4 separate regions of the Homo sapiens genome follow, and regions 2, 3 and 4 are each linked to region 1. The links are chromatin contacts, found by Hi-C or POLR2A ChIA-PET in ENCODE. All regions are on one chromosome and are shown on one strand. The core of a region is the stretch at or near the end of the contact, and the rest is flanking DNA. Distances in the headings are between cores, read along the strand shown.

The links. Hi-C counts contacts between places; a loop is a spot of excess contacts on that map. ChIA-PET counts read pairs that join two places held with the same protein, here RNA polymerase II (POLR2A). Pooled maps may share reads with other maps.
Region 2: a loop to region 1 is called in a map of naive thymus-derived CD4-positive, alpha-beta T cell, with 7 times the contacts of the local background. The contact joins the promoter of OGFOD2 here to the promoter of ZNF664-RFLNA in region 1. A Hi-C loop is called at or near these places in 1 of 168 maps with a recorded cell type or tissue (naive thymus-derived CD4-positive, alpha-beta T cell) and 10 of 50 pooled maps. POLR2A ChIA-PET finds 5 or more read pairs at or near these places in 1 of 52 experiments (A549).
Region 3: a loop to region 1 is called in a pooled map, with 4 times the contacts of the local background. The contact joins the enhancer-like site here to the promoter of ZNF664-RFLNA in region 1. A Hi-C loop is called at or near these places in 1 of 37 single-sample maps with no recorded cell type and 4 of 50 pooled maps. POLR2A ChIA-PET finds 5 or more read pairs at or near these places in 1 of 52 experiments (activated CD4-positive, alpha-beta T cell).
Region 4: a loop to region 1 is called in a pooled map, with 5 times the contacts of the local background. The contact joins the promoter of RILPL2 here to the promoter of ZNF664-RFLNA in region 1. A Hi-C loop is called at or near these places in 7 of 50 pooled maps. POLR2A ChIA-PET finds 5 or more read pairs at or near these places in 3 of 52 experiments (BJ, CD8-positive, alpha-beta memory T cell and HEK293T).

The regions. Positions count from the first base shown.
Region 1 is chr12:123,971,382-123,974,857 of GRCh38, forward strand. It overlaps ZNF664-RFLNA (ZNF664-RFLNA readthrough), which reads left to right and starts at 1,834. Exons shown (of 5, transcript NM_001347902.2): 1 at 1,834-1,922; 2 at 2,505-2,639. It overlaps CCDC92 (coiled-coil domain containing 92), which reads right to left and starts at 1,450. Exons shown (of 5, transcript NM_025140.3): 1 at 1,148-1,450. ZNF664 (zinc finger protein 664) reads left to right here and starts at 1,834. Exons shown (of 5, transcript NM_152437.3): 1 at 1,834-1,971; 2 at 2,505-2,639. RefSeq lists enhancers at 197-934, 935-1,672 and silencers at 893-1,012, 1,043-1,912, 1,983-2,062, 2,173-2,402.
Region 2 is chr12:122,973,290-122,976,765 of GRCh38, forward strand. It overlaps OGFOD2 (2-oxoglutarate and iron dependent oxygenase domain containing 2), which reads left to right and starts at 1,955. Exons shown (of 7, transcript NM_001304833.2): 1 at 1,955-2,094; 2 at 2,522-2,578; 3 at 3,365-3,476. The coding sequence starts at 1,963. It also overlaps a transcript of ABCB9 not described here. RefSeq lists an enhancer at 1,400-1,859.
Region 3 is chr12:124,544,103-124,547,578 of GRCh38, forward strand. All of the region lies in intron 1 of NCOR2 (nuclear receptor corepressor 2), which reads right to left. Among named protein-coding and RNA genes, the nearest start is that of NCOR2, 22 kb to the right of the region's middle. RefSeq lists an enhancer at 1-472. Within about 2 kb of position 1,574, at least 7 of the 41 ENCODE cell types and tissues checked have a DNase peak (open chromatin) inside an H3K27ac peak, as active enhancers do.
Region 4 is chr12:123,434,934-123,438,409 of GRCh38, forward strand. It overlaps RILPL2 (Rab interacting lysosomal protein like 2), which reads right to left and starts at 1,751. Exons shown (of 4, transcript NM_145058.3): 1 at 1,149-1,751. The coding sequence starts at 1,487. RefSeq lists an enhancer at 727-1,656 and a silencer at 1,498-1,757.

The DNA.
Region 1 (3,476 bases), core at 584-3,083:
ATGCAATAGCGAGAAAATGCATGGGAATTCTTGATGAGCAAAAAAAAAAAAAAAGAAAAGTCGTTTTATCAATACCAATGCTCTTTAAATAAATTTCAAACGTAAAAGTTTTAAAATGGCAATCCTAGTTTTAATACTCTTACAGGTTTCTGGAACTGCGTAATATGTTAAAGTATTACAGCGTGGTAGCTTGCATTTTGTTATAAAACCGACTACTGCAACCTAAGCTACAGAGCGCGGTTATATTTTCTCTCTGGCAGCCTAATTTTCCTTAGTGGACTAGATCGTACTGCTAAATACCAAAACTTGAAATGAAACAATACAGGTCAGCATGAAAACCTAAGTTAGAGAAACTCACTCGCCGTAGCAGACGGCAGCCCAGTAGCCAAGCCTGGAGCTCTGCTGCGTTTGTGCATTCTGCTCCGTTTCACGAATCACAGGCAAATCGTTACTCAGAGTAAACTAAAGCCGCATCAAAGCTTCAGGAAGGGGCTGGCAAGGTAGTGTACTTACGGAAAGGCTACCAGGACGGGAGGCGATACAACTTGTCAGGGAGGGTCTCTAAGGTTCCCCGGGTGGTAACAAGCATTTAAAAAGGCGATGTGGATTCAGACGGCCTCCTCCCCACAGCATCCCAGACAAAGCCGGGCTAGGCCCCGGGGCGCTCCTGGTGCACCTGCAATGCGGATCCCTCGCCCTGCGATCCCACCCCGGGGCAGACAGGAGCGCCCCGGGACCGGCCTCTCCTCCCCCTTGGCACTGGGGTGGGCGCGCGCCGCGGCCGGTCCGCACCCTGGACTGGAGCCCGGGCCGGGGAGCCCCCTCCCCAGAAAGGGCCGGCAGACCCCGCGGGGGCGGGCGCGGGGGTCGCCGAGCCTCAGGGACCCTCTTTCCCCGACTCCGCCGTCTCCCGAGTTGCCTTCGCCCGGGGCCACCCCTGCCCCTGGGGGAGCTAACGTGGCTCCCAAGCCCCGGAGGTGGGGCAGGAGGACCCCGTCCCCCGTCTCCCGGCGGGGAGGGTTTTTAAAGTCTTCGCCACGAACTCCCGTCCCTGCCCGGCCCCTCCGCCCCTGCCCGGCCCCTCCGCCCCCGCCGGCGCTGCCAGGTGAGCGGGGCCGGACTCGACACACCCCGGGCCCCGCCTCACCTGCGGGCGCCGCCGTCGCGTTCCTTCAGGCGGCTGCCCTCTTAGGCTCGGTCCTCCCGGCGGGCGGCGGTGGGGGCCCGTGGCCCATGGGCTGGGCGGGGCGCGGCGGGCGGGGCTGCCTGGGCTCGGGCGCTGCCCGGGCCGGGCCGCCGAGGGAGGTCAGTGGGCACCGCCCGCCCGGCGCATCTCGCCCGCTCCCACCCCAGCGCTAGCCGCGGTGCACCCTGGGAGCGGGGCCGGCGGCGAGGCCTGGCCGCGCTGACCCGGCGGGCTAGGCGCCGGCGCGGCGGCGGGCCTGTGTCTGCCGGGCTGGGCGGGGGCGGCGGGCCGATATTCACTTGGCGAGGCGGGGCTACGCCCCCTTCCGCCCGGCTGTGGCGGGGCAGGGGCGAAGGCCGAGGGGAAGGGAGGGTCGGGCCCGCGGGACGCAGGCGCACAGCTCAGGTGCGGCCGCACTGCGGTTGCCCTGGGTAACGCGGCCCGAGGGAGGGGGGGGCGCGGGGAGGAGCGAGGGAGGCGAGCGGGAGCGCGCGCGCCGGGCGCTGGGGTGGGGGATGGCCGGGCCCGACCGGGCCGGGGCTGGGGGGCGGGGGCGGAGGCGGGCGGTGGGGGCGCGGGCCGGGTGGCCGCGCATGCGTGCGGCCCCCGCTCCCCCGGGGCTTCCCCGGCCTCGTGCGTGCGCACGCGCGCTGTCCCCCGGAGGCGTCTGGGTGTGCGGAGCGCGCGCGCGCGCGGCTCGGAGGCGCACCTGTGAGGTGTCCCTGAGGAGAGGGAGGTGGGTGCGCGGCGCCCGCGGCCTGGGGCGCTGACTCCCCTCACTTGGAGTGAGTTCTCGGCGGCCGGGCTGCAGTCTTTCTTTCTTTCCCGGAGGGAGGCGGGGGCCGGGGGCCAGGGAGCGGGCTGGGGGTGGGAAGGAGGTGGAGTGGCTTAAAGAAAAGAAAAACAACCCATCCCGGAGGATGGGCCTCGGGATGGCGGGGAAGGTCAGAGCGGCTCCGCGCAGCCTGGCGGGTCCCGGGCTGAGAAGCCGCCCCTCGGGCCTCGGGCGGTCGGCCGCGGGCCCGCAGTGCGGGGGAGCGGGGCCGGGGGGCGCAGATGGCGGCCGGTGCGAGCGAGGGCTGGGCAGCGGGCAGGGCGAGGCCGGGCGAGGCCCCTCGGGAGCCGGACTCCCGAGCCAGGCTCCATTGTTGTTGGAGCCGAGGGAAGGGGGAGCGCTGCCGCCCTCGTCGCCCGTGGAGCCGCGTCTTGGAGCCCTTCCAGGCGGGTCCCGGGAGAGGCGGTCATGGCCGCGCCAGGGGACCGGGGAGCCGGGCGGCTGCGGAGGAGCCGGCTGCATGGGGTGCTGTGTGTTTTTCAGGGCGCCCTGCGTCCGGCAGAGGAGGCGAGCATCCCGCTCAGGTGATGAGGAACCCCTCGCGCACCCAGCGCAGAAGGCTGCTGCCGCCGGACGCCTCCATTGTTTGACCACAACAAGGGCCGGATTCTCACCCAGGTAAACCGGCTGCCGGCGCTGTCCACTTCCCTCTGACTCCCGCCTCCGCAGGCGTTCTCACCCCTTCCAGGACTCGACTGCAGTTTTCTCACTGTCCCCGGCTTCTCATGAACTCCGTATACCCCCTCCCAGACATTTTCCCGTCCGGATCCATCTCTCCGCCACATCACCTCTCATTTCCCCCAGAACTCAGCTCCTTTGTGAAACCTTTCTTGCCGAACTCTAACAACTAAATCTCCCCGGGAGCCTGCTCCGAACTGAACTGTTCTGGTTGCTAGATTGCTTACGGGCTGTCTTATTGCAACAAAGGAGACCAGATACCGAAAAAAGATTTCTGAGCTATTGCCTTCTTCAAGGAACGTTTTCTGATATTTACAGTTTATTGTTTTCACAGGCTGGAACGGTTTTTAGGCATTTTGGCTTCTTATTTAGAGAGGGCTCCTATTTCCTTCATAGACGCATAGTTTTTTAGAGCAGGAAATTGACCTTGTTCAACCCGCAGGTTAATTAAAAATTTAAAAATTAATTCTAAATTAGCAGAGTAGTACATTTTCTTTGTAAAAACAGCATATCACAGAGATGGCATTTTGTCTTTGACTATCAACCTCTGTCTTCAGGGATGCCGACTATTATGTGTGTGGTGTTTATCCTTCTAGATCTTTTGGAGTACTTTTACGTGTGTGCACTTAACATCATTTTTGACTGCTTTAACAAGGACTGTTGCACCGTAACTTTCAATGTTAGCATGTAATGCTTCAAGTCATTTTTTAACAACTGCTGCACCATGTTCCATAGTTTCAGTATATCATGGTTTAGCCATTTCCCAAATTGATAGCA
Region 2 (3,476 bases), core at 705-3,204, 1.0 Mb before region 1:
CGCGGTGGCTCACGCCTGTAATCCCAGCACTTTGGGAGGCCGAGGCGGGTGGATCATGAGGTCAGGAGATCGAGACCATCCTGGCTAACAAGGTGAAACCCCGTCTCTACTAAAAATACAAAAAATTAGCCGGGCGCGGTGGCGGGCGCCTGTAGTCCCAGCTACTCGGGAGGCTGAGGCAGGAGAATGGCGTGAACCCGGGAAGCGGAGCTTGCAGTGAGCCGAGATTGCGCCACTGCAGTCCGCAGTCCGGCCTGGGCGACAGAGCGAGACTCCGTCTCAAAAAAAGAAAAAAAAAAAAAAAAAAAAAAAAAAAAAAACAAAAACTTTGGGAGGCCGAGGCAGGGGGACCACGAGGTCAGGAGATCAAGACCATCCTGGCTAACACGGTGAAACCCCGTCTCTACTAAAAACATAAAAAATTAGCCGGGTGTGGTGGCGGGCGCCTGTAGTCCCAGCTACTCGGGAGGCTGAGCCAGGAGAATGGCGTGAACCCGGGAGGCAGAGCTTACAGTGAGCCGAGATCGTGCCACTGCACTCCAGCCTGGGCGACAGAGCAAGACTCCGTCTCAAAACAAACAAACAAACAAACAAAAAACAAAAAAATTAGCTGGGCGTGGTGGCGCCTGCCGATAATCCCAGCTATTCGGGAGGCTGAGGCAGGAAAACTGCTTGAATCCGGGAGGCAGAGGTTGCAGTGAGCGGAGATCGCGCCACTGCACTCCAGCCTGGGTGAAACTCTATCTCAAAAAGTAAATAAACAAATAAATAAACTGATAGGTACAACACACTCATCTTGCAAACTGCTGCAAACGGAGAGGGGGTGAGGGTGGGGTGGGGTGCTGCATGTGCCAGGCCTGCCTGGTGGGTGGCTGGGGAGCCGACCTGCCCTGGGCCTCCTGGGGAAAAAGGGCAGTTAGGCGGGTAATGAACATTGATCTGGGGAAATGGATCCTTTCCTAGATAGCAGGGCCTCTCACTATCACTGGGCAATCAAGACGACTGTAAAACGTTAAACACCTTCTCGGGCCGGGCAGCTCTGCACGAGAAAACCCCAAATCCCACATACTTCCACCACTCCCAGAAGCCCTGTGGTGGTTAACTGGGGAACTCTGTAGGGTTCAAACGCCATATTTGCCCCTTACTGGATGTGTGACCTGCGGCGGGTCCCTGTGCCTCTCTGGGTCTCAGTTTCCTCATCTGTAAGACGGTGATATAATAGTACCTAGCTCAAAGGTTTAATGCTGGTAGATTCCTGAGCAAAGGTCCGGGGAGAGAAGAGGCTCGGTCTGCAAGAGTTGTCATTTGTTGGCTGCGGTGAGACCACGCCCCGTCGCCCTCCCACACCTGACCCCGCCCTCCCGCGTCCATTGGGAACGCCACCGGAAGTAATGCGAGACGGAGCGTTTTGGTGGAGACACTCACTGGGGCAATCTGAGGTAATCCAACAGACTGTGGCGGAGGGACCGGAAGCGCCAGGCAGGGACCCGGGGTAGATGCTAAATCCAAACTGAAACGTACAGGGCTGGATGATTGAAGCACCAGCGGGAACTAGTCGGACCTCCGAGCTCTTTAAACTGTCCTCAGCTCGGCTGGTTCTCCACGAGCTCCGGGCAGACGGCGGGGGGTGGGTCGGCGTTTAAGTCAAAGGCCTTGGGGCTCCGAGTCCCTTCCTCTCCCCGTCCTGTGAAGGCACGACCCAGTTCAGCTGTCTGTAAAGTGGAGCCATTAGTCCCTGCCTCGTAGTGGGAAAACTGGGAGGCGGAACGAGGAGGCCGCCGGTCCCAACCCGGCCCAGGAGCATCTTTCTCCGCAGACCGTTTCCTGGCGAGGTGCGTCTTCGTCCTTTTCCGCCCTTGGGAACTTAGAGCGGCCCCTTGGCCGCTGGTTCCGCGCCTCCCGCGGTTGGGGGCGTGCCCGAAGTCTCTCTACGGAAGCTGGTAGGGCTGTGGGTGCTTCACTATGGCGACGGTGGGGGCTCCGCGGCACTTCTGCCGCTGCGCCTGCTTCTGCACCGATAACTTGTACGTGGCGCGCTATGGGCTGCACGTGCGCTTCCGAGGCGAGCAGCAGCTGCGCCGGGACTACGGCCCGGTGAGTGGCCGCTGTCGTCCCTACGGAGCAGTGGGCAGAGAGGGGTAGTGGAGGAGGGAAGTTCGTCCCCAGGGTCGTTTGCTTTGCGCACGCCGCGCACCGTATCTTCAAATACAAGAATGACGGCCTCTCTCTGCCTCGGTTTTCTCACCGTAAAGGGGTAATAGTATCTCCCTGTGAGATTGTGAGGAAGGAATGAACAAGCATGTAGGGTGCTTAGGACAGGGCCGGGCTCAGCTTGCCGCCTCACAGCAACACCAGCCCGGAGCCCTGTCCTGAGCTTGACAGGGTTCCGCAGTTCATTCTCTCCATGATCCTTTGAGGTCGGGGCTCCTCTCCCCATTTTAAGCAGGGGAAACTGAGGCTTAGAGAGTGAAGGGATTTCCTCAGGTCATACAGTCATGCTCAGTGTTCTTTCTGCTCCCAGATCCTGCGCAGCCGAGGCTGTGTTAGCGCCAAGGACTTCCAGCAGCTGTTAGCAGAGGTACCAGTCCCCTGCCCCTGCACAGCTCCTCCTCGTTAGATTTGTGTCCGCAGCTTGAGGACACAGCTTGAGCCTAGCCTCAGTCCCTGATCCCTGAAGGGTCACTTAGGCCCTCACTTTCCTCCTTCCTGCCCCCCACTCATCCCTCCACACCTGAGTCTTGGCACCAGGAGAGAGAAGGGGAAATGCTAAGTTGCTAAGTTGCCTAGTCATGCCGTTCTTAACAGCTCTGTGAGATAAGCACAAGCACCACTCTCATTTTGGATTGAGAAGCTGAGGCTTAAAGAGGGATCCCTTGCCCAAGCTTTTACAGCAGGAGCAGATGTGATCCCAGCCACAGCTTCCAGGCCCCTGGGCTCCTCACACCTTACCATATACCCCGCAGGCTGCTGCCAGGGCTGCTGCCCCACTCCCTCCTCCTCCTTCCCCTGGAGTCAGTGGTGGGAAGCTTCCCAGGAGAGTCCTCAGCAACCTCTGGAACACAGGACTTGGCCATGACTGTCTCCTGTCCCTGTGTGGGCCCAGATGGTTGAGGTACATCTAGGGGTTCTCATCCCAGCTAGGCTCAGGTTGGGGCAGCCTGAAACAGGATGGGTCCCCTTCTAGAAGTCCCTTTCAGCTAACAGTCTGGAACTTGCAGTTGACCCAGATAGATTCAGGAGTGTAGGCTAGACTTGGCTTCCAGCCTGGGCCCTGTCTGGCGTTCTGGGCTTCAGTTTCTTCATCTGTACAGTGGCCTCAGGAGGATGGGAGGCCCCACCTGGTAACAACCCTGTGCCACCCCAGCTTGAGCAGGAGGTGGAGCGGCGGCAGCGGCTGGGGCAGGAGTCAGCAGCTAGGAAAGCCCTCATCGCGAGTTCCTACCACCCGGCACGGCCTGAGGTCTACGACTCACTGC
Region 3 (3,476 bases), core at 324-2,823, 570 kb after region 1:
GCCCCAGCGGGGAGGGAGATGAATGGAAAGGGTGCACTGGAGACTGCTGGATGAGATGGAAGCTTCGGGAAACCTCTCTATGCCCCGCAGTGACCCTGTCTGTAAAAGAGGAACATCACAACACCTGCCTCACAGTATGCTGTAGATGAACTCAGGTTTAGCCCCACAGATAGGCAGAGCAAGTACCCCAAAATGTCAGCTGCTGGCTTCTCCCAGAGAGGCTGCCTGGCCTGGGGACCCCTGAATCTGCAGCTGAACAGAAAAACCACTGCAGACTCTCCCCAGCCTCTGCCCCGGGCTGCCCGCCCAGGAGCAGGGTCTGGCCTTTAGAAGCTCCCTGGAGGGCGGGGGCACCATCCGCCAGAAGCAATTAATTGCTGGGTCAAGAGATGGTGAAAGAGATTTGTCACGAGGGCCTGGGGATATTCAGGGTGGGAGGGTGGCCCACACTGATTCAGTTGCCCCACCTTCCACCTCACAAGCAGGCTCCGCCCCCACTCAAACCCCCAGGACATCCTCCTCTGCCTCCACACCCGCCCGGGCCCAGGGTAGGTCAGGGATGCAGCCCCAGCACCCGTGACCTGCTCCCAGGAGGGACCTGCTTCCACCATTCAGCCGGTGCCCACACACAGGAGGGGACAGCCAGGCACAAGTGGGGCTGACATACAGAGTCCCCGGTGGGCCCCAAATGGGCCTGAGACCCAGATCAAATCCCTGAGCCATCTCATCTTGGCAGGAGACTGCGACCCCTGTGTGTGCTGCTCAACTTCGCAGAGGCAGTTTCCTCTCGGTGAAACGGAGGCAATTATATTAGGTGGCTAAAATCAGGCTGGCTCCCGCTCCAGCCCTAGTGCTGTCATTTTTTAAAGCCTGAGGAAGGTGCCTTGCTTCTCGGAACCTCAGTGTGCCCATCTGTAAAACGGGGATGATGCCAGGGGCTACTCTGAAGAGAAATTTACAACCTGGCACCCAGCAGTGCTCAGTTGAAGCTCACCATCGGGGTTCACCAGGCCACCTCCCCAGGGCCCCTTGCCAGCCTGCAACCCTACTGAGACACCAATGTCCCCAGCACCTCGAACACCCAGAAGCGGGGCCCAGGGGGAGGGAGCAGAGTCTCGGAGGGCCACGATGAGAGGACTGGATAAGAGCCCACCTTCCCTGCCTCCCACCTCCGCAGCAGGCCCAGGGGAAACATAGGCTTTGGTGACCACCAGGCTGGGGCCAGAGGCCAGTGACAACAGAAGCACCCAGAGACAAGGCAGCCCCTGACCCAGATCTTCCATGGGCAGGGCTCTGCAGGAGCCTCTGGTCTGGAGGGGTCCGAGGCACAGGTTTCCCCATGGGTCCCCATCAGCTTTCAGCCCCTGGTGTCCACACCCAATCCCTCCACACCAACCCACCGACACACGGGGACCCTCGAAGCCCCCACCACACAGATGGGAAAACCAAGGCCCAAAGACGCCAGGCAAGGGCAGCTCAGCCCGGGATCTTTCTCATGTACCGGTGAGCTCAGCTCAGCCCAGCAGGCGTTCAGAAGCCCAAGTGGCCCGGCTGGGGTCAGGGCCCTGAGTCAGAGCAAGAAACGCAGCAGAAACTGAAACAGCCCAGTGGCCCCACATACTCCACAGAGTGAGCCACGCTGCTTCCCTGCGCCGCCCCGTGCTGGGAAGTTCTTGCTTCTGTGGTCAGGGTGAGGGTGGGGGTGGGGGACGAGTGGCGTGGAACAGCCTTTCAGCCTGGGGACCCTCTCTGGGCCCGGCAGATGAGCAAAGTTCCATGCACACAGGCAGAGCTGTGAACTGGCCCCACCTCAGAGTCTCCGTGTCACCCAGGACACATGCAAAGCCACACATTACCTGGGGCAGCAGTTCAGGGGTATGCATAGGTGAAGCATAGACAGGCAGGAGAGACCCATCCCAGGCACAGGCTGTTTCTGCTCCCTGCAGGGCTCAGCCTGCAGCAAGGCCACAGAGCACAGGTCTCGTGATCTCAGGATAGGGTCTGAGACCCGGGTTCAAAACCTAGCTGCACTGCTTTCTAGCTCTGTGACCCTGGGCACGTGGCTTAACCCTTCCGAGCCTGCCTGTTTCCTCGCCGTAAAATAGAAACTCAGCTCACAGGGCTGACTCAGAGGCTCAGTGAGCGAATGCCTGCCTACAGTAAGAGTGAATGCCCAGCATACAGTAAGGGCTTAATAAATATGTACAGCAGTTCCTGCTTAGCCACGGCAGCTTTCCACAGTTTCAGTATGGTGGTCTGAAAACAAACGGAAAATTCCACAAATAAACAATTCGTAAGTTTTTGGGTTTTGGGTTTTTGTTTTGTTTTGTTTTTCTCACTCTGTTATACAGGCTGGAGTGCAGTGGTGTGACCTCAGCTCACTGCAGCCTCCGCCTCCACCTCCTGGGTTCAAGTGATTATCCTGCCTCAGCCTCCTGAGTATCTGGGATTACAGGCGTCTGCCATCACGCTCAGCTAATTTTTGTATTTTTAGTATAGTCAGGGTTTCACCATGTTGGCCAGGCTGGTCTCAAACTCCTGGCCTCGAGATCCACCCACCTTGGCCTTTCAAAGTGCTGGGGTTACAGGCATGAGCCACCGCGCCCAGCCAATTCCTAAGTTTTAAATTGCACGCTGTTCTAAGTAGCATGATGAGATCTTGCACCGTCGCGTCCTGTCCAGCCCAGGACATGACCCCTCCCTCTGCCCGGGAGGACCCACTCTGCAGACGGTCCTGCCTGTGAGTGTCCATCCCGGGAATCAGATCAACTGTGATGGTAGAGCAGTGCCTGTATTCAAGTAGCCCTTATCTGACTGAACAATGGCCCCAAAGCACAAGAGTAGTGATGCTAGCATACCGTTAACATTGTCTTTTTATAATATTTTATTTATTTTTATTTTTTTTGAGATGGAGTCTCGCTCTGTCGCCCAGGCTGGAGTGCAATGGTGCAATCTCGGCTCACTGCAACCTCGACCTCCCAAGTTCAAGTGATTCTCCTGCCTCACCCTCCTGAGTAACTGGGATTACAGGCACTCGCCACCACGACTGGCTACATTTTGTTGTATTTTTAGTAGAGACGGGGTTTCACCATGTTGGCCAGGCTGGTCTCGAACTCCTGGCCTCAAGAGATCCACCCACCTTGGCTTCCCGAAGTGCTGGGGTTACAGGCATGAGCCACCACACCTGGCCTGTCCTATTTTATTATTAGTTATGGTTGTTAATCTCTCACTGTGCCTAATTTGTAAAGAAAACCTTGTCATAGGTCTGTATGTGTAGGAAAAGATGGAGTGTATATAGGGTTCCATACTGTCTGCAGCTTCAGGCATCCACTGGGGGTCTTAGAATATATCCCCCAAGATTAAGGGGGGACTACTCCATTTTTTTAGTTCCCACATTTTTCAAATGGAGAAGAAATTCACATTACATAAAATTAACCACTATAAAGTAGGCAGCTCTGACATTTAGGACATTCCCA
Region 4 (3,476 bases), core at 501-3,000, 540 kb before region 1:
GAAGGCTGAGGTGGGTGGGTCACTTGAGGCCAGGAGTTTGAGACCAGCCTGGCCAACATGGTGAAACCCCGTCTCTACCAAAAAAGAAAAAAAAAAAATAGCCACGCGTGGTGGCACACGCTTGCAATCCCAGCTGCTCAGGAGGCTGAGGCAGGAGAATCGCTTGAATCCAGGAGGTGGAGGTTGCAGTGAGTCGAGGTCACGCCACTGCACTACAGTCTGAGCAACAGAGCAAGATTCTGACTCAAAAAAAAAAAAAATCTACAGTAGTTTCTCTTTAGTGCCTGGCTTCTTTCTCTCAATGTTACATCTGTGAGATTCATTCACACTGCTGTGTGTATCAGCACCCCGTTCTTTTTCTCTGTTGCATAGTATTCCATATATCACAATTTCAAAACTCAATTGGGTTGCATTTAGAGTGTTTCCAGTTTGGCAGCTGAGACTAAAGCTGCTCTGAATCTTCTTGTCTATGTCTTTTTGTGGTCATATGCACTAATTTCTCTTTAGGTAAAATGTGTTTCTTGTCCAAGTGTGGTGGCTCACATCCACAAGCCCAGCACTTTGGGAGGCCAAGGTGGGAGGATTCCTTGAGCTTAGGAGTTTGAGACCAGCCTGGGTAACGGTGAGACCCCCATCTCTACAAAACATCAAAAAAGTTAGCCAGGCATGGTGGCACATGCCTGTACTCCCAGCTACTTGGAAGGGCAAGGCAGGAGAATTGCTTGAGCCTAGGAGGCCAAGGCTGTAGTGAGCCGTGTTTGCACCACTGCACTCTAGCCTGGGAGATAGAGCAGGACCCTGTGTCAAAAGAAAAAAAAAGTGTTTCTTGCTCTAGGTCAAAGGTTCTCAAACTGTGGACCCTGGGCCAATAGCATCAGCATTAACTGCGAACTCGTTAGAAATACAGATTCTGGCCAGGCAGGGTGGCTCACACCTGTAAACCCAGCACTCTAGGAGGCTGAGGCTGGGGGATCACTTGGAGCCAGGAGTTTGAGACCAGCCTGGGCAACACAGCGAGATCCCATCTCTTAAAAAAAGAAAAAAGAGAAAAGAGAAGAGAAAAGAAAAGGAAGGCGTCTCCCTGCCAGTAGGTGCCCTCCTACGCCCCGCAGGCGCCGTGGGCCCGGAACCCTCGCTCCCACACTCACCTCCCCGCTGGCCGGAGGGCTCTGTCTCCGCAGCCCCTCCACCTCCTTCCTGAGGTGGTCCCTCTCCATCTTCAGCTCCTCCAGCGCCAGGCTGCCCTCATTCACCAGCGCCTCCAGCATCTCCAGGACGCGGACGACTTTGAACTGCAGCTGCGTCACCCGGGGGTCGCTGCCCAGGGCCATAAGCTCGCGGCCCAACAGGTAGGAGATGTCATACACGTCCTCGGCGGTCAGCTGGAAGGGGCTCTTGCCCAGCGCCCCCTCGGGCCCAACCTCGTCCCTCTCCTCGTCCTCCTCTCCCTCCTCCTCTTCCTCTTCTCGCACAGGGGGCTCCTCCATGGCCACCCAGACCCCCGCCGACCTCGGAGCTGCTGTCTTGGAGTCTCCCAAAGGTTAGACTTCCTCCCGGCACCCAAAACTTTCCGCTGGGCAGAGTCCCTACCTGCCCAATCAGCGCGGCCCGGGGGTGGGCCCGGGGGGATGGTGCAAGGGGCCGCGCACGCGACTCTTGGGCCTGCGCCCCGGCGCACCGTCCCCGCTGCCAGCCACGCTGGAGAGTGCGCTCCAGGATGTGGTTTGGGGCGCGAAGGGACAACGGAAAAGGAGGCAGCCGAGAAGAGGAACGGGGAAGTTCAGGGGTGACGGCAATCGCCCCAGCCTGGGAACAGTTGCAGCCCCGGGGAGGAGCCGCCCTGAGCCCCGCCCCTGGCGACCGCTGCCAGGAGGTGCGTTTCCGTGGAGACGGAGTTTCCACCGTGCAATCCAGAGCGGGGTAAAAAGAACGCAACTTTTTCCTTTCCACCCTCGTGCTTTCCAGCCGTAGAATTTGCATCGTAGGTGATGGAAGATCCGGGTGTCTCTTTGAGGGTGTTTTCTGGAGCCTGCGGCCAAACAGAAAGCAGCTGCTGGGGGCAGCGCGACAGAGTCCCCGAGGCTTGAGGATCTGGAAAACTCCCAGGCAAATTGTCACTAGGGCCTGGGGCGTCCGACTTCGCTGTGACTCTCAATAAAATGGAGAATGTCTGCCCTGCTCACTTCGCTGGGTCCTCGGCTCCTCCACGTAACCAGCGCTGTCACCTTGGCAAGTTACTTAACGTCTCCGAGCCTCAGTCTCCTCCTCTGTAAAATGGGGACAATAGCGGGACCCAGGTGGCAGGGTTGCTGCGAGGAACATGAGCTTATGAGATCATGTGTGCGACACCTCAAGCACTTAGGAAGCACTCACATACGTGACTGCAATCCTTCATTCTTTCTTTCTTTCTTTCTTTCTTTTTTTTTTTGAGACGGAGTCTCCCTGTGTCGCCCAGGCTGGAGTGCAGTGGCGCGATCTCGGCTTGCTGCAAGCTCCGCCTCCCAGGTTCACGCCATTCTCCTGCCTCAGCCTCCCGAGTAGCTGGGACTACAGGCACGCGCCACCACGCCCGGCTAATTTTTTTGTATTTTTAGTAGAGACGGGGTTTCACCATGTTCGCCAGGATGGTCTCGATCTCCTGACCTCGTGATCCACCTGCCTCGGCCTCCCAAAGTGCTGGGATTACAGGCGTGAGCCACCGCGCCCGGCCCCTTCATTCTTTCTTCCACAGCGCTAGGGAGGAATTGCTGGTGTTGGAGACACCTTGCTACTTGGGTGAGAGAAGGAGGAGTAATTAACAAGAGAGAAACCCCTGTCTGAAAATCACAAAGCATTCGACACATATGCGGAATCCATATTACTGAGAATATTAGCAGAGTGGCGTAGAAACTTGAGTCATTCGCTGTGGCTCATGCCTTAATCTCAACACTTCAGGAGGCTGACGCAGGAGGATTGCTTGAGCCCAGGAATTTGAGACTAGCTTGGGCATCATAGTGAGACCCTGTCTCTACAAAAAGTAAACAAAAGTAGCTGGACACAGTGGTTCATGCCTGTAGTGGCAGGTACTCGGGAGGCTGAGGTGGGAGGACCACTTGAGCCCGGGATGTTGAGGCTGCAGTGAGCCAAGATCTCACCACAGAGTGGTGCCTGTGACAGAGTGGGACCATGGTGACAGAGTAAGATCATGTCTCAAAAAAAAAGGCACAACAAATCTCAAGTTATTTTAGGTTTCACTGGAGGTTTGTGATAGTCTCAGGCAGAAAGCTCAGCAACGGGGCTTGTCTTTCCCAGGAATGTATTGGCAGCTTTCCTTGTGATAGGTGTATCCATTTTCTCCACACTGAGGTACTAGAATCTCAATGGAGAATGTACATAGATTAAACCAACCAACAAAAGCAAAGCAAATTAACAAAACACACTATTTTCAGAGGGTCGTTTCTTTTTATTTTATTTTATTTTATTTTATTTATTTGTTT